2 separate regions of the Homo sapiens genome follow, and region 2 is linked to region 1. A link is a loop called in an ENCODE intact Hi-C map of the cell type or tissue named here. Cell type or tissue: GM12878. All regions are shown on one strand. Each heading gives the region's core, and the rest is flanking DNA. Links, peaks and the distances in the headings are about the cores only. Region 1 has its middle 82 kb from the start of CALN1. Region 2 has its middle 31 kb from the start of CALN1.

Evidence for each region. Peaks named below come from ENCODE experiments on the same cell type or tissue, not always from the same donor. Only the 100,000 strongest peaks of a DNase experiment are listed, where the experiment ranks them.
Region 2: it touches region 1 in a loop (6-fold over the local background); 1 of 110 quality-filtered maps calls a loop at or near these places.

Annotation. Positions count from the first base shown.
Region 1 is chr7:72,488,885-72,500,403 of GRCh38, reverse strand. It overlaps a transcript of CALN1 not described here. Among named protein-coding and RNA genes, the nearest start is that of CALN1, 82 kb to the right of the region's middle. RefSeq lists an enhancer at 6,337-6,396. In GM12878, for the core only: a CTCF peak has its summit at 6,116 (motif pointing right); a DNase peak (open chromatin) is centred at 6,093.
Region 2 is chr7:72,437,604-72,449,122 of GRCh38, reverse strand. It overlaps a transcript of CALN1 not described here. Among named protein-coding and RNA genes, the nearest start is that of CALN1, 31 kb to the right of the region's middle. RefSeq lists enhancers at 1,119-1,619, 1,620-2,120. In GM12878, for the core only: no CTCF peak of the experiment used is centred there; a DNase peak (open chromatin) is centred at 4,901.

The sequences.
Region 1 (11,519 bases), core at 3,182-8,181:
GAGGCTGAGGCAGGAGAATTGCTTGAACCCGGGAGGCGGAGGTTGTGGTGAACCGAGATCGCGACACTGCACTCCAGCCTGGGCGACGGAGTGAGACTGTCTCAAAAAAAAAAAAAAAAAAAAAAAAAAAAAAAGAAGGAACGAACAGAAGTTCATGAGACCCACAAAAGAGACACAGAAAGTTTCAGCTGAGGCCGGGCGAGGTGGCTCACATCTGTAATCCCAGCACTTTGGGAGGCTGGGGTGGGTGGATAGCCTGAGGTCAGGAGTTTGAGATCAGTCTGGCCAACATGGTGAAACCCTCTCTCTACTAAAAATACAAAAATTAGCCCAACTTGGTGGTGCATGCCTGTAATCCCAGCTACTAGGGAGGCGGAGGCAGGAGAATCGCTTGAGCCTGGGAGGCGGAGGTTGTAGTGAGCCAAGATCGTGCCACTGTACTTCAGCCAGGGCAACAGAGCGAGACACTGTCTCAAAAAAGAGAAAGATAGAAAGAAAGAAAGAAAGAAAGAAAGAAAGAAAGAAAGAAAGAAAGAAAGAAAGAAAGAAAGAAAGAAAGAAAGAAAGAAAGAAAGAAGGAAGGAAGGAAGGAAGGAAGGAAGGAAGGAAGGAAGGAAGGAAGGAAGGAAAGAAAGAAAGTTTTGCGGAAGTATGCAGCAAAAATTATAATTAATGGCAAATTCTTAAAAAATAATTTTTTATAGATTCTTTTATATTTGCCCAAATATTAACCATCTCCAATACTACTCATTCCTTTTTGTAATAGTATTTTTCCTTTTTCCAAGGAACAATTATTTGCATATGAGTCTGCATGTGAGTCAGTTTATCTTAAACTGATTTTTTTGCAAAATAATATGAATAATTTATAGAATGTTTATATTAAAACATTCAGAAGAATAGTGCCTAAATTATTGCCTTATTTATGTATCATAATGAGGAATTAGTTCATAATAACATTTTGCATTTGTGATGAAAACAAAACTCATGAATCAATCAATTATTAATTAATAATTTGTAGTGTTCCTTTTCCAAATAATATTATTCCTCTTTAGCCTAAAAGATTTCTTTCAGCTGGCCAGGCATAGTGGCTCATGCCTGTAATTCCAGCACTTTGGGAGGCTGAGGTGGGTGGATCGCTTGAAGTCAGGAGTTTGAGACCAGCTTGGCCAACATGGTGAAACCTCGTCTCTACTAAAAATACAAAAATTAGCTAGGTGTGGTGGCAGGTTCCTGTAATCCCAGCTACTAGGGAGGCTGAGGTAGGAGAATCACTTGAACCCAGGAGGTGGAGGTTGCAGTGAGCTGAGATTGCACCACTGCACTCCAGCCTGGGTTACAGAGTGAGATTCTGTCTCAAAAAAAATTATTCCTTATAGACAATTATTCTTTTATATTTGCCCCAATATTAACTAATTCCTTTTTATAATAGTATTGTTCCTTTTTCCAAGGAACAATTATTTGCGTATGAGTCTGTGTATGAGTCAATTTATCTTAAATTGATATTTTGCAAAATAAGTATATGAATAATTCATAAGAATGTTTATTTTAAAACATTAAAAAAAGTACCTAAATTAGTGCTTTATTTATCATAATGAGGAATGAGTTCATAATGATATTTTGCATTTGTGATAAAAAGAAAACTCATGAATCCATCAACTATTAATTAATAACTTGTAGTATTCCTTTTCCAAATAATATTATTTCCCTTCAGCCTAAAAAATTTCTTTTAGCACTTCTCGTGGTAAAGATCTGCTGGCAAAAAATGATCTCAACTGAATTTATCTAAAAATGTCTTGTTTTCTTTGCATTCATTTTTGAAGAATAGTTTTACTGGACATAAACTTCTAAGTTGACAGTTTTTTCTTTTTATACTTTAAAGATGTAATTTCCTTGTCTTCCAGGCTCCATTTATTGAGTACAAAGTTGGCTGTTATTTTTATTATTGCTTCCTTGTATGTAATGTGTCTTTTTTTCCTGACTGCTTTTGAGATTTTCTATTTCTTTTTGGTTTTTATCCATGATGTGGCTAGGTATAAGTTTTTTTTTTAACTAATTTTTTGGAGGCCTGTTAAGCCTCTTATAAATAGGATTTGATGTTTATAACCAAAGTTGGAGAAATTTTGGCCAATATTTCTTGAAATTTTAAAAATTCTCGATTCTATTCCCTCCTCCTGAGATGGCAAATACACATTAGGGAGGTTTGGTATTATGGATCTATTTGGTATTACTTGATATTGAGGCTTTCACCTTTTTTATACATTGGATTACTTTTGGATAATTTATCTATTTATCTGTCTTTAAATCAATAACCTTTCTTTCCCCATCCCCCATATTCAATTTTCTACAAATCTTGTGTAATGGTTTTTAAAAATTTCTCATATTGTATTTTTCAGTTCTAAGATTTCTTCTTGGTACTTTTTGAGAGTTTCCACATCTTTTCTGAGATTCTCTGTCTCTTTATCCATTACAACCAATTTCTCTTCTGTAAAACTTTAATGTATAGTTATGAATTATCTTAAAGTCCTTTTCTCAATACCAACACATGGGTTGCCTGTGGGGATACTATTTATTAACTGTTTTTTCCCCTCTATTTATTAGTCGTCACATTTTGTTACTTCTTCACGTGTCTGGTAATTTTTTTATTGTATAATAACCTTGTGGATGATACATTGTAGAGACTCTGCATTCTGTTATCTTCCTCTGAAGAGTGTTAAATTCTGTTCTAGCAGATCTAGTAGACCCACTGGCAGATCACCCAGAAGTTTAGTTGAAAGCTTTGTTTCATGGTTCTGTTTTGATTTTGCTCGTTTCTAGGATGTAGCTCTTAACCCTAGCATGTGCTTCCTAATCTCAGGGCATGGCCCTTTGAGGAGTAATTAAAAATCTTGAAGTATTTATCAAATCCCTTTAAGTTGGTGAGATTTTAACTCTAAAGTTTGTCATTGTCATTCCTTTGTTTTTTTTGAGATGGGGTCTCACTCTGTCACCCAGGCTGGAGTGCAGTGGCGTGATCTCAGCTCACTGCAACCTCCGCCTCCCAGGTTCAAGCGATTCTCCTGCCTCAGACTCCTGAGTAGCTGGGATTACAGATGCGTGCCACCACGCCTGGCTAGTTTTGGTATTTTTAGTAGAGACGAGGTTTCACCATATTGTTCAGGCTGGTCTTGAACTCCTGACCTCAGGTGATCCACCCGCTTTGGCCTCCCAAAGTGCTAGGATTACAGGCATGAGCCACTGTGCCCGGCCAAGTCTGTCATTCTATTAATAGCACTGAGCGCCTGCTAAAATCTCTGCTCAGCTTTTTTTCCCTTTCAGCTATTCCTTTCCTCTGGGCTCATTGGAATCTTTCCTCCATGCACAGACGTTAAAATTCAGCCAAGGATTTGAGAGCGTACTTACATAAGGATTTTGTGGCTCCTTCCTTTTCCACATTCCTTGTCTCTCAGTTCCAGTTCTCTGGCAGCTCCAAATTCTCACCTATGATTCTTTGGCCTCATAAGACTATAAGCCCTAATAAAACTTTAGCTTAATAAGTCTTGCTCTGTTGCCCAGGCTGAAATACAGTGGTGCGATCACAGCTCACTGCAGCCTCAACTTCCTGGGCTTAAGGAATCCTCCCACCTCAGCCTCTCTAGTTGCTGACTACAGGGACTACAGGTGCACACCACCACACCTGGCTAATTTTAAAAATTTTTTGTAGAGGTGAGGTCTTGCTTTGTTGCCCAGGTCTTAAACAATCCTCTCATTTCGGTGTCCCAAAGTGCTGGGATTACAGGCGTGAGCCACCACACCCAACCCAACTGTTAGCTTTTTGATTGAATTCTAGTCCCTAGGCCCCAAACAAATTGAAGAGTGCTTTCAGAAGAAAAGCTGGTTAAACTTGAATCTCACATTGTGTACTTCCATTTTTCCAAGGCTTATAGTTCCCTAATTTCTGCCAGGCTTTGGCTACTCTCCAAGGACATGATATAGTTGTTTTAATATTTTGTCCATTGTTTACAGTTGTTATCAACAGATGGTTTTTTCTGATACAAACTATCCCCCATTATCAGAGCTAGAAGAAAAAAGTATTTAAAAATAAAGTAGTGATGTGTACTATCATTACTTTCATTCTCCATTATACTGGAGGTCTTAACAAGTGTAAAAATAAGCAAAAAGGAAAAGGTGTAAGAATTGGAATGAGGCCGGGCATGGTGGCTCACACCTGTAATCCCAGCACTTTGGGAGGCCGAGGCAGGTGGATCACCTAAGGTCAGGAGTTCGAGATCAGCCTGGCCAACATGGCAAAAACCCGTTTCTAATAAAAATACAAAAAATTAGCTGGGCATGGTGATGCATGCCTGTAGTCCCAGCTACTTGGGAGACTGAGGCAGGAGAATCTCTTGAACCTGGGAGGTACAGGTTGCAGTGAGCCAATATTGTGCCACTGCACCTTAGCCTGGGCAACAGAGCATCAAAACAAAACAAAAAAACTGAAAACAATAACAAATTGGAATAGAAGAAACAGAAATAGAATTATCTGCCCATGATATACAAATCTGAAAGAATCTATAGAAGCAATTTTAATTAAAATAAAAGTTCAGGAAGGATGCTAGATATCAGAGCAATATTAAAAATTCTGTGGCTTTCTATCCATCAGCTTCACATCTTTTCAATTGTATTTCGGAAGCAATAACGATTTGCCTCAGATTCCAAGCAACTTTATAGCCCACCGTTTGTCCACACTTCTCTGTTTTCTTGAGGCCATTTGAGTTTTGTTCTCTGTTATTTGCTACCAGAAGAGCCTTGACTAACAGAGAGGGGTTTTCTTTGAGGTCAGGCTTAGGGGTCTTTTGCTCATGGGGTGTGGCATGGACCTGCTTGAATGGAGCAAGGGATGCCAAACCAAAATGAGTTCTTGGGACAAAGACTGTGCCTTGTTCCCTGCAATGTCCCTAGCAGCTAGCACAGTGGGTTGGGTGCAGAGTAGGTCTCAATCAATATTTACTGAAGGACCGTGGTTGCTATTTTTAACTAACTGAAGGACTCACACGAGGAGGAACTGACCCAGCCTGGGTAGGAGATCTCCAAGAGTCAGTGCCATCTGAGGACAGACCAGTCAGAGCTGGAGGACCTTGGACTCCTGCCCAAGGAGGATTTGGGTAGAGATTGGATGAACACCTGGCAGAAATTTAAAGGGTGGACTCAAACAACAGTTAGGAATCTGGATTTTGACCTTCAAATGGGAATGGAAAATGGAAGAAAAATGGAATCATCACGCAATGGTCAGACTCCAAGATGGCCCTCAATGATTCTTGCCTCCTAGAATTCATGCACTTGTGTGGGTCCCTCCCTCATTGGATTGAGCTGGCTGTGTGGCTCACAGAAGAAAGTGGAAGTAATAGGGGGTGATTTCCAAGACCAGGTCATGCAGGCGTTGCAGCTTACAGGTGTTATTTTGGGGAAGCCAGCTATCATGCCATAAGGGCACTCACACAGCCCTTGGGGAGGACCATATGGAGAGGAACAATCTTATTATTATTATTATTATTATTTTTGAGACAGGGTCTTTCTCTGTCCCCCAGGCTGGAGTGCAGTGGCACAATCATAGCTCACTGCAGCCTCGAACTCTTGAGCTCCAGCGATCTTTCCTCCTCAGCCTCCTGAGTAGCTGGGACTGCAGGTGTGCCCAACTATACCTGGGTAATTAAAATAATTTTTTTTTTTTTGTAGAGATGGGGTCTCGCTATATTGCCCAGACTGGCATCAAGCAATCAGTGTTGGTCTCCCACGGTGCTGGGGCTACAGGCATGGGCCAACGCGCCCGGCCTGTGTTGCCTTTGATGTGGTACCCGAGACATGTGTTCTGGGCAAAGTTGAGGTCCAGGGAATTCCCGCAGGTGGGGAGGTGTCCCAGCTTGCGTCAAAAAGAACTTCTCTAACAAGGAGCACTTGGAGGGCAATAGTCACTGCCTATCTTTGCGTTACTACCAGGACAGTGCCTGGCACGGCGTGGGTGCCCTTTAAGTGTTCTTTGATTAGTGAACAAATAAAGGTAAGCTTGCTAGCAGGTCCTCTGGACCTTTGGTGCCATTTCTGACTGGTGTATTCTACTGACTTTTTTAGTCTTCCTGGAACACTGTCCAGCAGAGGGCAGTGTTGTGCATCCCCGAATGCACGAACATCCATCAGGTGAAAGAGAGTTGTTCCAAGTTCCACGGGGCTCAGATTTTTAGAGACAAGGTCTTGCTCTGTTGCCCAGGCTGGAGTTCAGTGGCGCAATCATGGCTCACTGCAGCCTTGAACCCCTGGGCTTAGCGATTCTCCTGCATCAGCCTCCTGAGTAGCTGAGCCTACAGGCATGCACCACCATGCCCAGCTTATTTTTTCATTTTTCTGTGGAGACGAGGTCTCTCTATGTTGCCCAGGCTGGTCTGGAACTCCTAGCCTGAAGCGATTCTCCTGTGTCAGTCTTCCAAAGTGTGTTATTTTGGGAATAATTGCTTCTTGCCACAAGCCCTAGACTTATACATGATGAGAAAACTACACCCACAAAGCACACTAAATATTTTTTAAGCCCAGTATTTAGTGGCTGTTGATACAGATAAATAAATTGATTGACCTTATCTCAGCAATAACACAATGCCACCTGCACTAGCACACTAAAAACTTGGGTAAATAGAATTTGTTTTCCTTCCAATAGTAACCAAAATGTTTGAGGACATTTCAGAAGGGCTTCAAGATCTAGAAAAGATGCTGTAAGAGTTATGATAAGAATAATTAATCGGCCAGGTGTAGTGGCTCATGCCTGTAATCCCAGCAATTTGGGAAGCTGAGGCGGATGGATCACCTGAGGTCAGGATTTCGAGACCAGCTTGGCCAACATGGTGAAGCCCTGTTTCTACTAAAAATACAAAAATTAGCTGGGAGTGGTGGTGCATGCTTGTAGTCCTAGGTACTCGGGAGGCTGAGTCAGGAGAATCACTTCAACTTGGGAGGTGGAGGCTGCAGTGAGCCAAGATTGCACCACTGCACTCCAGCCCGGGTGACAGAGTCAGTCTTTGTCTCAAAGGAAAAAAAAAAAAGAATAATTGATCACATGGACAAACCTTGAAAACATTATGCTAAATGAAAGAGGCCATTTAGTCATCATAAAAGACTACATATTGTATGATACCATTTCTGTGAAATGTCTGGAATAAGCAAATCTATAGAGACAGAGATTAGTGGCTGCCTAGAGATGGTGGGAGACCCGGGGAGGTGGTGGGAGACCCGGGGAGATGGCGGGAGACTGGGGAATATCAGCTAAAGGGTGTGGAGTTTCTTTCGGGGGTGATGAAAATGTTTTAAAATTAGGTTGTGGTGATAGTTGCCAAATTCTGTGAGTATTCTAAAAACCACTGGACTGCATACTTTCAATGGGTGAATTCTATCTCAAAGCTGTAAAAAAGAATACTCGTGTTCAGCTACATTTTTACATTTATCTTGTTGTCCTTGTGATTTAGTCTCTGCAAATGTGTTAGTCATCTGTGATGGAGATGACGATTTTCTGAGGATCGAACATACCATTGTCCATACGTCCTGGATAGCATGTGCCAGCAGGGATGCATTGCAGGAGCACGACTGTTCCGGTGCTCGGCAGCCAGTGTATTTTCTGATCGTTGCCATGGTGCTGTGAGGGGCTCATCTGTTGTCCCCATTCACAGATAATGACCAGGTCCAGATAAGAGTGGGTACTTTCATTCTAATCACTAGTCCAACTATTAGAGCCACGAGGGCTGACCCAGCGGTTGGCATGGTGCCCCCACAGCCCTGCTGGCATTAGCTGGAGGTCTGTGACAGCTTGTGACTGTGAGAAACAGCAGCCGCAGGACTACACAGGTGGCAAGGCCTTGCTTCCAATTCTCACCCAACTTGCATGCAAGATCTGCGTTGCTCCATCTTGTACAACAGCCCCTGTAGTAAGCACCTCCCAAAGGGTGGAACCAATCAACCCAGCAATGTGGGACAAAACAAAATCCATCTTTAGAGGAAGCATCTTTGGCTGGCAGTTAGGAGGCTTGGCTTCTAGACCTGGCTTTGCTATTTGAATTGACCAAGATCACGCCACTAACTCTCTGACCTTGGGTATGTCAATAGATTGAGTCTTATATGGGAAACCAAGGCTTAGACATTTAAGTTCATTCTCAGTTTTAAATTCCATGAGCTATTGGCTTAAACACTCTTGAGAACAAATGTAGTTCACACTGAAGGCCAAGGTGGCACATTTCTGTTTGTGTCTTACCTGTCGGCTACCTCTGTTGTTTGCAGTAGTTGTAATTTGAAAAGCTGTGGCCTAGCCTAGGTGCCTGATCCTTTGAGCCCAAGGGTAGAGATGAGATTGGGAGCATGATGAGGGCACTGGAGAAACTGCCTTTGAGAGTTGGAGTCCCTTGTTTGGCCTCCATAGTTTGCCCCATATCTTAGTTAAAGGGAAAATTCTATCTGTTATGTAATATTTGCAACAAGAGGACATAACTTATGGCATCTTGAATTACCTTGCTGTTTGGAACAGTGTCTCAGTGTTTGCTACTTGTGCAAAAAATGACCGTTGGTGTGTTCTTTCAGGGCCTCTGGTCACTTAATGAGAGGATAAAAGTGCAGTTGTGAGCAGTGGTCTTCCTCTCTACTCTATGAGTTTTCATTTCCCCACTACCTCCCCATTGCAGCTAATTGCACAGGGCAGAGGCTTGTCCTGAAGAAATGGGCTTTATTTGCACACAGCAGTCCTGAAGGCCCCAGTGAAGTGCCTCATGGAATGAACGTGAAAGAAAAGAACCCTTGTCAGGCTGCAGAACACCATTTTTTTCTCTTTTTGAGACAGAGTCTTACCATGTTGCCCAGGCTGGGCTGCAGTAGTGCAATCATAGCTCACTGCAACCTCAACCTTTTGGGCTCAAGCGATTCTCCTGCCTCAGCTTCTTGAGTAGCTAGGACTACAGGTGCACACCACCATACTTGGCTAATTTTTTAACTTTTTGCAGAAATAGGATCTTGCTCTGTTGCCCAGGCTGCTCTTGAAGGCCTGGCCTCAACTGATCTTCCCGCCTCAGTCTGCCAAAGTGCTAGAATTACAGACATGAGCCACTGCACCTGGGCAACCACCAATTTTTGAGCATCATTTTGTTTTTTGTTTTTGTTTTTGTTTTTTTTTTTTTTGAGACGGAGTCTCGCTCTGTTGCCCAGGCTGGTTGGCTCACTGCAAACTCCGCCTTCCGGGTTCACGCCATTCTCCTGCCTCAGCCTCCCGAGTAGCTGGGACTACAGGCGCCTGCCACCACGCCTGGCTATTTTTTTGTATTTTTAGTAGAGACAGGGTTTCACCATGTTATCCAGGATGGTCTCGATCTCCTGACCTCGTGATCCACCCGCCTCGGCCTCCCAAAGTGCTGGGATTACAGGCGTGAGCCACCGCGCCCGGCCTTGAGCATCATTTTAAGCACTAGGCATTACATACATTATATAATGCAATTTTCACAACAACACTGTATTAGTCCATTTTCACACTGCCTAAAGAACTACCTGAGACTGAGTAATTTATGAAGAAAAGAGCTTTAATTGACTCATAGTTCTGCAAGCTGTACAGGAAGCATGGCTGGGAGGCCTCAGGAAGCTTACAATCATGGTGGAAGGGTGAAGGGGAAGCAAGCACATCTTCACATGGTGACAGGAGAGAAAGTGCAAAGGGGAAGTACTACACACTTTAAAACAACCAGATCTCGTGAGAACTCACTCACTATCAGGAGAACAGCAAGGGGGAAATCTGCCCCCCATGATCCAGTCACCTCCCACCAGGCGCCTCCTCCAACGCTGAAGACCACAATTCAACATGAGATTTGGGTGGGGACACAGAGCTAAACCATATCAAACACTTTGAGGTAGGTGCTATTATTCCTACTGTAGAGGAGGAAATTGAGGTCAGAGAAGTTAGACAACATGGCCACGGCAGCACAGTGGGTAAATGGCAGAGGAGATGAAAATCCGCGTCTGCCTGACTCCAGAGTCATTGCTCTATATAACCCTCTCTGTCAACATTTTATAGTATTTTCTGCCAGTCTTTTTGTCCACACAGTGTTTTTGTTTATTTTGTTTTATTTTATAATTGCATAATTGAGATCATACTGTATAAGCATTTTCTAAAGGTCTTCTACTTGCTGGAATCCCTAAGCCCTTGGGGGTTAGATTGATGTGGAAAGACACACTATAGACGACCATTTCTGGAGGACTCTTTTGAACTCTACTAATGTGGAAGGTCTTCCTCTATTTGCCAAGGAGAAGCCATGGTCTCTATTTCTTCCCACTTATTTCTTTAGCCTTAATCTCTTCAAGCTTTACTTGCAATTCCTTTGCCTAAGACAGCAAAGACACCAAAGAAAGTAATTTTTATCTGGAATGGTCTCCACTAGGCTGTCTAGAGAGCCCTGGCTAGGAGCCAGGAGACTTGGCTTCATATGAGGATCCAGCCATATGTGGACTTCCTGGTACCTGAAATGTATGAGAAAGACATTGGGGTACATGTCCCAGCAGCCCTGGAATTGGGGAGTGATAAGGAAGTCTTTGAGTGCAGCTAGACTCTGCTATGAGGAAGACGGTGCAACAACTGTCTCTTGCCTGGTCACAGGGTGCTGAAGGTTGGGGCTACCATGGGACCCACCCCCTCCACCATAGTGTCTTTCCTTCTTATCTTCATGCAAAGGGTTGGCTTTAGAGGGTGCAATTGCCAACCTTCATACCCACTCCTTTCTTTTTGCTGCTTCCAGTTTTTAGGAACATGAAATAAAGGCTCTTTCAAGAGGTTCCTCTTGAGGCAAACAGTCAAGAAACAACATGAGTTCTGCGGTTCCAGCTGGTGAACAAGCTCAGTGGGATTCAGTCACTTTAATAGAGTGACACTCTTTCTCGAGATTAGACTGTCCTGGGCTTGATCCCTCACACTTCATAGGACATCAGACTTAAGCTACCAGAAAAATCGTACTAAGAAAGTGTAAGTGAAAGATAAGAAAAGCTCCAATTCTGCTTTCTTACTTCTGCTAAGAATATTTACAGATAAGACTGTGCCAGGAGGGCTGGGATCACAGGTACTCAGCAAGGATATGTTGAATTGAATTCAGAAAAGCTATCGTGATTCTTTTTGGTCAAGGGAGAATGATTTTCCCTTGTTCTGCCTGTTTCCCCTGTTTCCAAAGAGGAGATGGCCTTCTGAATCTGTGGCCTGGAGGAGGAGTATTGGAGGGAAAAGCTTCACTTCTGTTCCCATGGTTTCAATACTTCTTCACATGGGTGGAGGGTTGGCGGATGGACTCACAGGGCCCAATAATCCTTGAACCACATAACTGGGGATTGAGTTTAGAAGAAAAAAAAATTTTACCATATCTATCTTGACTGTCTCATGGTCGATAAGGAGTCTGTAGGCTCTCCTATGCTTCCAGCTTCCATGAGTAAGCTCACCTGGGTCAGAATAAGGATCAGTTTTTAAGAAGTAACTGGAAGCCTGGGCAACA
Region 2 (11,519 bases), core at 2,631-7,630, 51 kb after region 1:
AACCCAGGCTCAAAAGGGGAAGGGGGTCAAATGCATGCTCTTAGTAGAGCTGAGATGGGATCTGGGGTTCACTCTGACACTACAGCCCACCTCCCTCCTGGACACCCCTGACACTCACTCCAAGGCACGTACCCTGGAGATCTCTGGCTTCTGAGCACCAATTGGCTGGATTTATTTCACGTGCTTATGAGGGGAAAATGGCATTAAAAAGATCATGCGGCCGGGTGCGGTGGCTCACGCCTGTAATCCCAGCACTTTGGGAGGCCGAGGGGGGAAGATCATGAGGTCAGGAGTTTGAGACCAGCCTGGCCAACATGGTGAAACCCTGTCTCTACTAAAAATACAAAAAATTATCCGGGCATGGTGGTGCACATCTGTAGTCCCAGCTACTCGGGAGGCCGAGGCAGGAGAACTGCTTGAACTCAGGAGACGGAGGTTGCAGTGAGCCGAGACCACGCCACAGCACTCCAGCCTGGGCAACAGAGTGAGACTCCGTCAAAAAAAAAAAAGATCACGCAAGGTGCCACCATATTGACTAAAGAAAGATCTCGGAAAAACCGACTCCATAGTGTGGGATGCCAAGTGCAATGAGCTATTGTGAGGATGAGGTGTGGCGGTCTTAGCCAAGACAGGCTCACAAAGGGACCAGCAGCTGCTCAAGCAGGGGCAAGCAAAAAGAGGCAGCGTGGGAAGGGGGTCTCTGAGGCTGACCCTCTATCCCTGACACAGGAACTGTCCTTGACACAGATTCGTGCTCTATCAAAGGCAGCCGGAGATGCCAGGAACTCCCAACACGGGTTTGCTCTTCCCCTCATCCCTGTGGCTACGTTTCTCTGTTCCACTCCTGGCCATGCTGTGTGTCACAACTACTTCTCTTGGTGATCTGCCTGTAATATGCAGGCAGTGTGTCTAGCTGGCTGCAGGCACATGGCTGGAAAAGTGGGCAAGTAGGTGTGTGTGCATGGGAAGATGTGTGTGCATGAACAGGCATCTATGGGTGTACGGGCAGACATGTGTGTACCTGGGTAGGTGTGTGTGTGTGGTATGTCAGGCATGTGTGTGAGTGTGCATGAGCAGGCATGTGTGAACCTGAGCGGGCATGTGTGTACCTGGGCAGGCATGTGTGTGTGTGTGTGTGTGTGTGCATGGGCAGGCATGTGTATACCTAGGCAGGCGTCTGTGTGTGTACATGGGCAAGCGTGTGTGTATGTGTGTACATGGGCAGGCACGTGTGTGTGGTATGGGCAGGCATGTGTGTGTGCATGGGCAGGAATGTGTGTGTACACGGGTGGGTATGTGTGTACATAGGAATGTGTATGCATATACACGAGCAGGCATGTGTGTGTACATGGGCAGGTGTGTGTACATGTATGGGTAGGCATGTTTGTGCGTGGGCAGGTGTGTGTGCGTGCATGGGCAGGCACGTATGTATAATAGGCAGGCATGGGTGTGTGCATGGCAGGTGTGTGTGTACATGGGTAGGCGTGTGTGCATGCAGCTTACATAAGTGGCAGTGCTCTCAGGAGGGGAGCACACAGTACAGACCAGGTTTCCCACTTTCCCCAGGCAGTGTCCCGTGCAGCCCCGTGTCTGAAGAGGGTGTCACCGATGCCCCCTGCCTCCACGGAGCCCCGCTCTTTCCCTCGGTCTGGAAGACAGCGAGCAGGACCTTGGTACTTCCTAGGGTAGGCAGTGCGTGGGTCCACAGCCCTGTGGTTCCGATTCAAACCATGCAGCCCGAGAGACTCCGGTGTTTCTGGGGGCACTTTTCCACCTTCTCAGCCCCGTTTTCTTGCTGGAGTGAGAGGGCTGCAGGAAGCTTTCCCAGCAGCAGGAGCAGCAGCCAGAGCAGACACGGCAGCAGCCACGGCAGCAGCACTGGCACCCTTCAAATTGGGACTCTAGCCCTTTAAATCTGCTCAGTTACCAAAAAAGAAGAGGCATCAGACCCTGTTAATTAAAGCTCGCCCCGGTCCATCATTCTGAGGAGCTGCAGTGCCCTGCTCCTTCCTGATGGCTTAGAGATTCTCCTTAACTCCCAGCCATGGATCTTGGAGAATTTCCCCCGAGATCAGCAGGAGGTATGACCCTTGCCGATGACACTCTGAAGCTTGTGTGTCTCTCAGTCAATGATATAACTGACTGCATGGATGCTGCCTGCCTTCCCCCTTCTGCTTTTCCTCTTCCCCTCTTCCTCCTCTCCAATTTCCCAGCTTGTGTTTAGTTGAGACAGAATCAAGTTTTGATGGGTTTCCGAGGAAGGGGAGGGGTAGGGAGATCTGGAGGTGGTGGTGGCTCTTGGCACGTTTGTTTTGGCCCCAGCTTCACCCAGCTGTCAAAGTGGTTTGGAGGAGTGGGGAGACACGCTTCTTTCAGCTCTGGCTCATGCAAAACCATTTCCTCCCGGCCGGGTCCTTTCCCCTTGGAGATAATGAAAAGGGCATAACCCTGACTCGACTTGCCTGTCAAATCGGTGCCCTGCCACTCGGTCAGAACATGGCTGTGTGGCTGCACTCCTACGTTATTGGAAAACTCATTCCATACAACTTTCCCTGTAAGTCGTCCCGGAGGAACATCTTGCCGACACCTGTCCCCCCTCCCCGCCCCTGCCCTCATTCTCCCCTCGTCTTTACTCTCTGAACGCTGCTCCTTTCAAATGCTTGCTGTATGATTTCAGGAATTCCTAACCCTGTCCCTTGTGCCTTTTGAGGAAACTCACTTCTAGCCGAGTCTCAGGTTCTGTGGCAAAGAGTTGTTTTGATTCAGGAATCTGCTCTAGCCTGGCAGAGAGAAGGAGTAGATTTATCTTCTTTGTACATTGCATTGTGTAAATTGTACTTGGGCTCAGAGAACATCTATCTGCAAATCCTTCATTGATTTGTTTTTGACCCTCACGGGGTGACTTCTGGGTGAAATGCTCTTTCCGAGTCATACCCAAAGGAAAGATTTCCTTTCCGTCAGCTTGACATGACTCCACAGACATCCCTGAAAGTCAGACTTGGGCAGAGGGAGGCATTTTCATTGGCCTGAGTGACAGTCATCTCTGGGGGTCCCGGGGGCATGGGTTCTTGTGGCTTAGAGGCAGGGTTCTAAGGACTTCCAATTCCCCACCTGGGAGAGGAGCTTGGGAGGGGAAGTGCTTTTACTGAATTTTCCAGGGGCTTTAAAACACGCTGAATGGTTAACATCCCCGTTCAAGTCTTGAGGGGGATCTGAGCCAAAACACAGCTCACGTGAGTAGAGATTTTCCCCCAAAGTGATTGCCTGCAGAGTTCTGAACCATTTCCATGAACGGTAGTTACCGCGTTTGCAGCTAAATCCCTTTGCAATCCCCCAGCCAAGGATGGGCACTTTCTCTGGATGAATGTCCCGGAAGTCAGCCTGTCTGCTTCCCAGACACTGGGGGTGCAATGCATTTTGTATGATCAGAATCATCAAACTCTCCGCTGTGGCAGAAACTCTCTGGTTTAGGAGAGACCATTCAGAACTTATGAGTGAAGCGCTTGATGGAATGAATTATTATCCCCATGCCCATCGGTGGATCTGTGTGGTTGATTTAAAGATTCTAAAGAAGTAACCCCGGGAGAGATGTTTCCTGCAAACAGAAACTCAGCCTGGAGGCCTTGGTCATGCTGGTTAAAGGGAGGAGGCTTTGGGGAGGGTGGCGTTGGAGGTTTGAGGTCATTTTTAAAGGTCGTGCTCTCAGCTGGTCTGTGAGGGTCAGATTCTCACCTGGAGCTGAGGGTAGAAGCGGACTGAGGCCATGGTTAGCCGGGTGAGTTCCTTGAGCTCACAGACCGTTCAGTGGAGAAGGTTCGTCCACACAGCTATAGTCACCTCTTCCTCTGTTGCCTGGTGGCCCAAAGGTCAACAGCCTTCTTTCACTTTCTAGGGGAAGCCAAGAGAGGCTTGAAATAGATGTCACTAACTGTGTTTTTGTATCAGCTGGGGCCCATTAACAATAAGTAATTAAGTAGACTGTTCCTTTGTGTCAAATTTTCTTTTCAACTTAATGTTGTGTGTGTGTGTGTGTGTGTGTGTGTGTGTGTGTGTGTGTGTGTGTGTTTAATTCACTGATGGCTGCTGGCTTTCAAGAAGCTGTACGCAGGTCCCAGTGGAGTTTGTTTAGATCTGGCAACTTTGTGTAGTTCTGTGTTCCGTTGACATTTCTTTAATGGCCGTGGTGGGCTCTTAGCTTACAAGGTGGTGGGAAAGGCATGGCCTTTGGGGACCAACAGACCTTCACTGGAGTCTCAGCTTCACCACACAAGAGCACCTAGCCTGGGCTGCTGATTAATCTCATTGGGCGGGCGTCAGTTTCTCTGTCTGTAACATGGTAGCATTGTCAGGATTAAATGGAGTCATTTAGCTGAAGTCTGTGTATGCAGCTTGTACAAAGGAGTATCTCTTCTTTCAATTGCAGCTGCCTTGAGTTAAGTCAACATTAACACAAAGGATTGGACTGTTTAAATAGTTATAGTGACTCCTGTACTGACTGCTGGACTGTGCCTTTTCTGAGGGCAGGGATGGCCTCCTCCCTGTCACTCTATCTCTCCCAAAAGCTAGCAAAGGGCCTGGCATGGCGTGGAAACAACATAAAAGTTTATTGAATGAATACACACCAGTCTGTGGACACATAACCTTCAACATAGGTGGTTTTTAATGACTAAGCAAAACCAATTCTCACTCAGTTTACTTAAGAAATACAGCTGAGCCAGTTAGATCAAAGAGCCTCGTGACTGTAATAAATTGGGATTAAGATAGATCCATTTGTGGGGAAATTTGAACTGTAATTAAAAAAATGTCTCCTGCACTGGAACCTGTACCGGGTGCCTGCGGACTCCAGGAGTGCCCTGGGAGCTGTTCTGATTGCTAGCAGCCTTCCCTCTTCATGTGCTACTTCCTCTTTTTCATGCTTTGAAGAAGAGAAGAGGCTCTGAAACGGGATAACCGCTCTGAATGGAAAGAGGAGCTTCAACTGCTACTCTGGTGCGTAGTACGAGTCTATCAATATATCAATCCATTAAAAAAGAGTAAGTTGATTTGTGTGGAGACACTTAGTACCTACTGGGGAGAGTCATTGATTTAATAATTTTTTAATTAATTAATTTAGTTTTTGAGACAGAGTCTCACTCTGTCACCCAGGCTGGAGTGCAGTGGCATGATCTCTGCTCACTGCATCCTCCACCTCCCGGAGTTTGCAGTGAGCCGAGATCACACCACTGCACTCCAGCCTGGGCAACAAGAGAGAAACTCTGTCTCAAAAAAATAAAAAAGTTGATCAAAGATAATCATCATCATAAAAGTGAATACCACCACCTAACATTTGCAGAGGGTCTCTCTAGCTAGGGGTTGGAGGAACCCACGTGAGATTGGCTGCCCCCTGTTCTCAAGTAAAGGGATGGGGGCTAAATAGTGTGTGTCATGGGATACATGAGGCATGAGTCTAGTGGATCCTGGGAGGATGATGATCTTGGCCTTGGGAAAGGCTTCTTTCAAGTAGATGATCCCCAAACTGAGTCCCAACAGAGGTGGCTATGAAATATCATCCTAGGCTGAAGAAATTACACATGCAAAGCACAGAGGTGAAAGAAACACTCGAGGGAGTGGCAGCAAATCTGTCTGACCATTATGGGAGGCAATGTGATAAAAGAAGAAGCCGGAGAGGAGACAGGGGTTAGATCCTAAGGGACCCGGGGTGCGTGAAAGGCGGGCACTTCATTTTGAAGGAGATGGAGTCATTGAAGGATTTTTAGCAACGGAATCACTTGGGAAAATTGAATTGAACAAATACGCACTGAGCATTGATCCTTTACCAAACTGTGTCCTACGCACCTGGATGCAGTGGTGAACACAACACCCAAAATCTCCTGCTCTTGCGGAACTTGCAGGCAGAGAAGAAGACAAAAAAATAAGTCACGAAAGGTAAATTGTACATAGCACGTCAGATGGTGACACACGCTCTTGAGAGAAATACAGCCGAGGAGGAGGACGAGGTCCTGAGACAGTGATGAGGCATGGGTGTGTCTGTGCAACCCTTAATAATGCTCAATCCTAAGTGCAATTCTTAACAAAGTGCAATCCTAAATAAGTGCAACCCTACATAAAGTGCAATCCTAAATAAGCACAACCCTTAATAAAGTGCAATCCTAAATAAGTGCAACCCTTAATAAAGTGCAATCCTAAATAAGTGCAACCCTTAACAAAGTGCAATCCTAAATAAGCACAACCCTTAATAAAGTGCAATCCTAAATAAGTGCAACCCTACATAAAGTGCAATCCTAAATAAGCACAACCCTTAACAAAGTGCAATTCTAAATAAGTGCAACCCTACATAAAGTGCAATCCTAAATAAGTGCAACCCTACATAAAGTGCAATCCTAAATAATTGCAACCCTTAATAAAATGCAATCCTAAATAAGTGCAACCCTACATAAAGTGCAATCTTAAATAAGTGCAACCCTTAATAAAGTCCAATCCTAAACAATTGCAACCTTGAATAAAGTGCAATCCTAAATAAGCGCAACCCTTAATAAAGTCCAATCCTAAATAAGCGCAACCCTTAATAAAGTCCAATCCTAAATAAGCGCAACCCTACATAAAGTGCAATCCTAAATAAGTGCAATCTTTAATAAAGTGCAATCCTAAATAAGTGCAACCCTACATAAAGTACAATCCTAAATAAGTGCAGCCCTTAATAAAGTGCAATCCTAAATAGAATGCAATCCTGAATAAATAAAGGTGGCAGCAGAATGAAAACTCTTGGAGGCGTTGTAAGAACTTTGGCTTTTGCTTTGAGTGAGGCGGGAGCCAGCGCTGGGCTCTGAGCAGAGGAGAAACATTTTTAAATGATCCTCCTCACTGCTGTGTTGAGGAAAGATTGTGGGTGGGCAAGGTGGGAACAGGAAGGTCAGCTAGGAGGTGAACATTTAATCAAGGTGAGAGGTGATGGTGGCTGGCCAGTGGGGTACCAATGGAGGTCTGCCAAGTGCTAGGATTCTGAACTTTTTGTTTTTTTCAGGATGGAGGCAATGGGATGTGTTGATGGGTTGGTGAGTTGTGTGAGATGAGTCGAGGATGACTCAAGCTTCCTTGGCCTGAGACGGGGACAGCTGTGGGTGGAGCAGGTTTGGGAGGAGAGCAGGAGTCGGGTGTTTCTCATGTTAAATTGGAGACGTCTGTTGAGGCTCCCGGTGGAGATGTTGAGTGGGCAGTCCTGGGTTCACGAGAGAGATTTGGGCTGGAGACAGCCTTGGGAATCATCAGAGTACAGATGGTATTTAAAGCCATCTCAGATGAGATCATCAGGAGATGGAAGAGACGACGAACTGAGTTCTGAGGCATCACAGCTATTTACAGGTTAAAAAGATGACCAGAAACCCAAACCAGGAGATTGGGAGGGAGGTGCTTCCTTCTTCCTTGTTCAAGACGATTCGCCCTGTTTGTACATTCTACGTCCTCGTCTCTCCTGGGACCAAGACTTATAGCTCATTCTCCCAACTTTTTTTTTTTTTTTTTTTTTTTTGAGACGGAGTGTCGCTCTGTTGCTCAGGCTGGAGTGCAATGGTGCAATCTTGGCCCACTGCAAACTCTGCCTCCTGGGTTCAAGAGATTCTCCTGCCTCAGCCTCCCAAGTAGCTGGGATTATAGGCGCATGTCACCATGCCCGACTAATTTTTATATTTTTAGTAGAGACGGGGTTTCATCCTGTTGGTCAGGCTGGTCTCGAACTCCTGACCTCAGGTGATCCTCCTATCTGGGCTTCCCAAAGTGCTGGGATTACAGGCATGAGTCACCGTGCCTGGCCCTCATTCTCCCAATTTTTAACTTACTCCTTTCTCCTGGCTTCTTCCCACCTCCCTGTAGGTCTGCTCAGATCTTTCTCATCTTAAAAAGAATCTTCCCTTAGCTCCTACTGACTCCTTTAGCTTTTGCTTTCTTGTTCTCTTTTTCTTCACAGATAAACTTTTATTTCTTTCGGCATTCATCAAACAACTGCTGCATACCAGGAGTAAAGAACATGGAAACAAAAGACAGATTTTACCCTACTTGAAAGAATATTTATTTACACCTTGTCTACTTCCATAAAGCATTTTGGATAGCATTTTTTGACATGTATATATAATGAAATAAAAAATATATGATCATAAACTAAACATAAAAAATTTTGTACCAAAAAATTTGTATTTGTATTCTAAAATACAATTTAGAACAGAGGAGCAAGATCAGTACAAAAAACAGAATGCAGAAATAAAGGTCATAAGATTCTATGGTATTATTATTATTGTTTGTTTTTGAGACAGAGTCTCGCTCTGTTGCTGAGGCTGGAGTGCAGTGGTGCGATCTCAGCTCACTGCAACCTCTGCCTCCTGGGTTCAAGCAATTCTCCTGTTTCAGCCTCCGGAGTAGCTGGGATTACAGGCATAAGCCACCACACCCAGCTAAGTTTTGTATTTTTAGTAGAGATGGGGTTTCCTCATATTGGCCAGGCTGATCTTGAACTCCTGGCCTCAAGTGATCCGCCTGCCTCAGCCTTCCAAAGTGCTGGGATTACAGGCTTGAGCCACTGTGTCTGGCCAGATTCTATTTTATTTTAATTTTGAGAGACAAAGTCTCACTATGTTGTCCAGGCTGGTCTTAAACTCCTGGCCTCGAGTGATCCTCCCACTTTGGCCTCCCAAAGTATTGAGATTACAGACATGAGCCCCTGTGCCTGGCTGGTCATAAAACTGTATAAGAATATAATTGAGCCTCTAATCTGATCAGAACTTTCTGGTCAGAAAACAGAAAATGGGGATTTCTTAAAAAAATTTACCAGTGCTCTGAGATAATCATTGTATGGGTGAATACATCTTTGGGTTTTGGGTATTCTGGGTGCTACCTAACCAGGACCCAGACCAAGAAATAGGACATGGTCTGCACCCCAGTGCCACCCCGTGATCATTTCCAGTTGGTTCTCTCTCCGGGGACTGACATTAACCATTTGTCTGTTTTAAACTATTTTGGGAATTGCTTTCTGAGTTTTGTTGTCCGTGAGATGATATGCTAGTTCCTTAAGGAAAACCAAAGCTTTCTGGCATTTAATTCGAAAAGAATACAGTTGATCCTTGAACAATTTGGGTTTGAACTATAAGGGGCCACTTATACATGGATCTTTTTCTGCCTCCACCACCCCTGAGACAGCAACACCAACCCCTCTTTTTCTTCCTCCTCCTCAGCCTCCTCAATGTGAAAAAGACAAGGAGAGGCCCGGCACAGTGGCTCACGCCTGTAATCCCAGCACTTTGGGAGGCCGAGGCGGGTGGATCATGAGGTCAGGAGTTCAAGACCAGCCTGGCCAAGATGGTGAAACCCCATCTCTACTACAAATACAAAAAAATTAACCAGGCATTGTGGCGGGCGCTTGTCATCCCAGCTACTCAGGAGGCTGAGGTAGAGAATTGCTTGAACTCAGGAGGCGGAGGTTGCAGTGAGCCGAGATTGCGCCATTGCACTCCAGCCCGGGCGACAAAGCGAGACTCCATCTCAAAAAAAAAAAAAGAATAAACGACAAGGATAAAGACCTTTATGATGATCCACTCCCACTTAATGAATAGTCAATATATTTTTTCTTCTTCATGATATTTTAATAACATTTCCTCTTCTTTAGCTTACTTTATTGTAAGAATACAGAATATATTACATGTAACACACAACATATGTGTTAATCAACTGTTTACGTTATCAGTAAGGCTTCCAGTCAACAGTAGGCTATTAGCAGTCAAGTTTTTGGAGATTCAAAAGTCATATGTGACTGGGCATAGTGGCTCATGCCTGTAATCCCAAGACTTTGGGAGGCTGAGGTAGGAGGATTGCATGAGCTCAGGGGTTTGATACCAACCTGGGCAACATGGCGAAACCCCATTTCTATAAATAATTTTAAAAATTAACTAGTTATGATGGTGTGTGCCTGTAGTTACAGCTACTCGGGAGGCTAAGGAGGGAGGATCACTTGAGCCCAGGAGGCTGCAGTGAGCTATAATGGCGTCACTGCACTCCAGCCTTAGCAACAGAGTGATGCGCTGTCTCCAGAAAAAAAGAAAAAGTCGTATGCAGATTTTCAACTGCATGGGGTAGGGGGAGCAGCACCCCTAACCCCCACAGGGTTTGAGGTTCAACTGTATTTTCTTCTGAGGTTTCCTTTAAGGAATGTTGAAAAGTTAGGTGGCTTGTACCTTGTCTATTTCCATAACATACTTTGGATAGCATGCAAATTTATATGTGTGTAATGAAACATAAAATATAAACTTATAAGCTAAGGCGAAGAGTGGCAGCTATTTGGCATCGCTTGAAGCCCAACCAGGGGCAGTCAGAAGGTAGAATCTGGAGAGGATGGAGTGTTAAATGCCAACGAGATGAAGCAACATAAGGCCTGGAAGTGTCCCTCGGAGTTAGAAAGTAGGAGGCAGCCAGCCAGGTTCCTGGAGTGATGGAGGTAGAAGCCAGATTGAGGGAGGAGGTCAAGGAAGGAATAAGAGATTTGCTGTGATGTCTCTACGTGGCGGCTACTATTTTAAGACGGTCTATTCTCATGGGAAGGGAGAAAAGATGGCAGGTAGAAGACCTTGCAAAACATAAGGAAGGATTTTGTTTATTTCTCGATAGAATGAGGGAGACTTAATCGTGTTTTTGGAGAAATAGGGAGTCAAGAAATACAGGCAAGGCTGGGTGCCGTGGCTCACTTCTGTAATCTCAACACTCTGGGAGGCTGAGGTGGGAGGATGGCTTGAGCCTAGGAGTTCAAGGCCAGCCTAGGCAACATAGTGAGACTCCATCTCTACAAAAAACAAAAATAAAAATAATGAGCCAGGGATAGTGGTGCATGCCTGGAGAACCAGCTACTCAGGAGGCTGAGGCAGGAGGATTGCTTGAGGCCAGGGGTTTAGAACAGCCTGGCACCATAGCGAGACCTCATCTCTACAAAAAATAAAAAGAAAAACGAATTAGCTGGGTGTGGTGGCGCATGCCTATAGAACCAGCTGCTTGGGAGGCTGAGGTGGGAGGATCATTGGAGCTTAGGAGTGAAGGCTGCAGTGAGCCATGATTGAACCACTGCACTCCAACCTGGGCAACAGACTGAGACTCTATCTCAAGAAGAAAGAAAGAGAAGGGAAGGGAGAAAGAAGGAAGGAAGGAAGGAAGGGAGAGAGGGAAGGAAGGGAGAGAGGGAAGGGAAGGAGGGAGGGAGGGAGGAAGGAAGGAAAGAAAGAAGGAAGAAAAGAAAGAAGGAAGGAAGGGAGGATGGAAGGGAGGGAGGAAGGAAGGAAAGAAGGAAGGAAGGTAGGAAGGAAAGGAAGGAAGGGAGGAAGGAAAGAAAGAAGGAAGGAAAGAAAGGAAGGAAGGGTGGGAGGGGGGAAGGAAAGAAGGAAGGAAAGAAAGAGAGAGGGAGGGAGGAAGGAAAGAAAAAAGGAAAGAAAGAAAGAAAAGAAAGAAAGAGAGAAAGAGAAAGAAAAAGAAAGAAAGGCAAAAGATATAGAGGA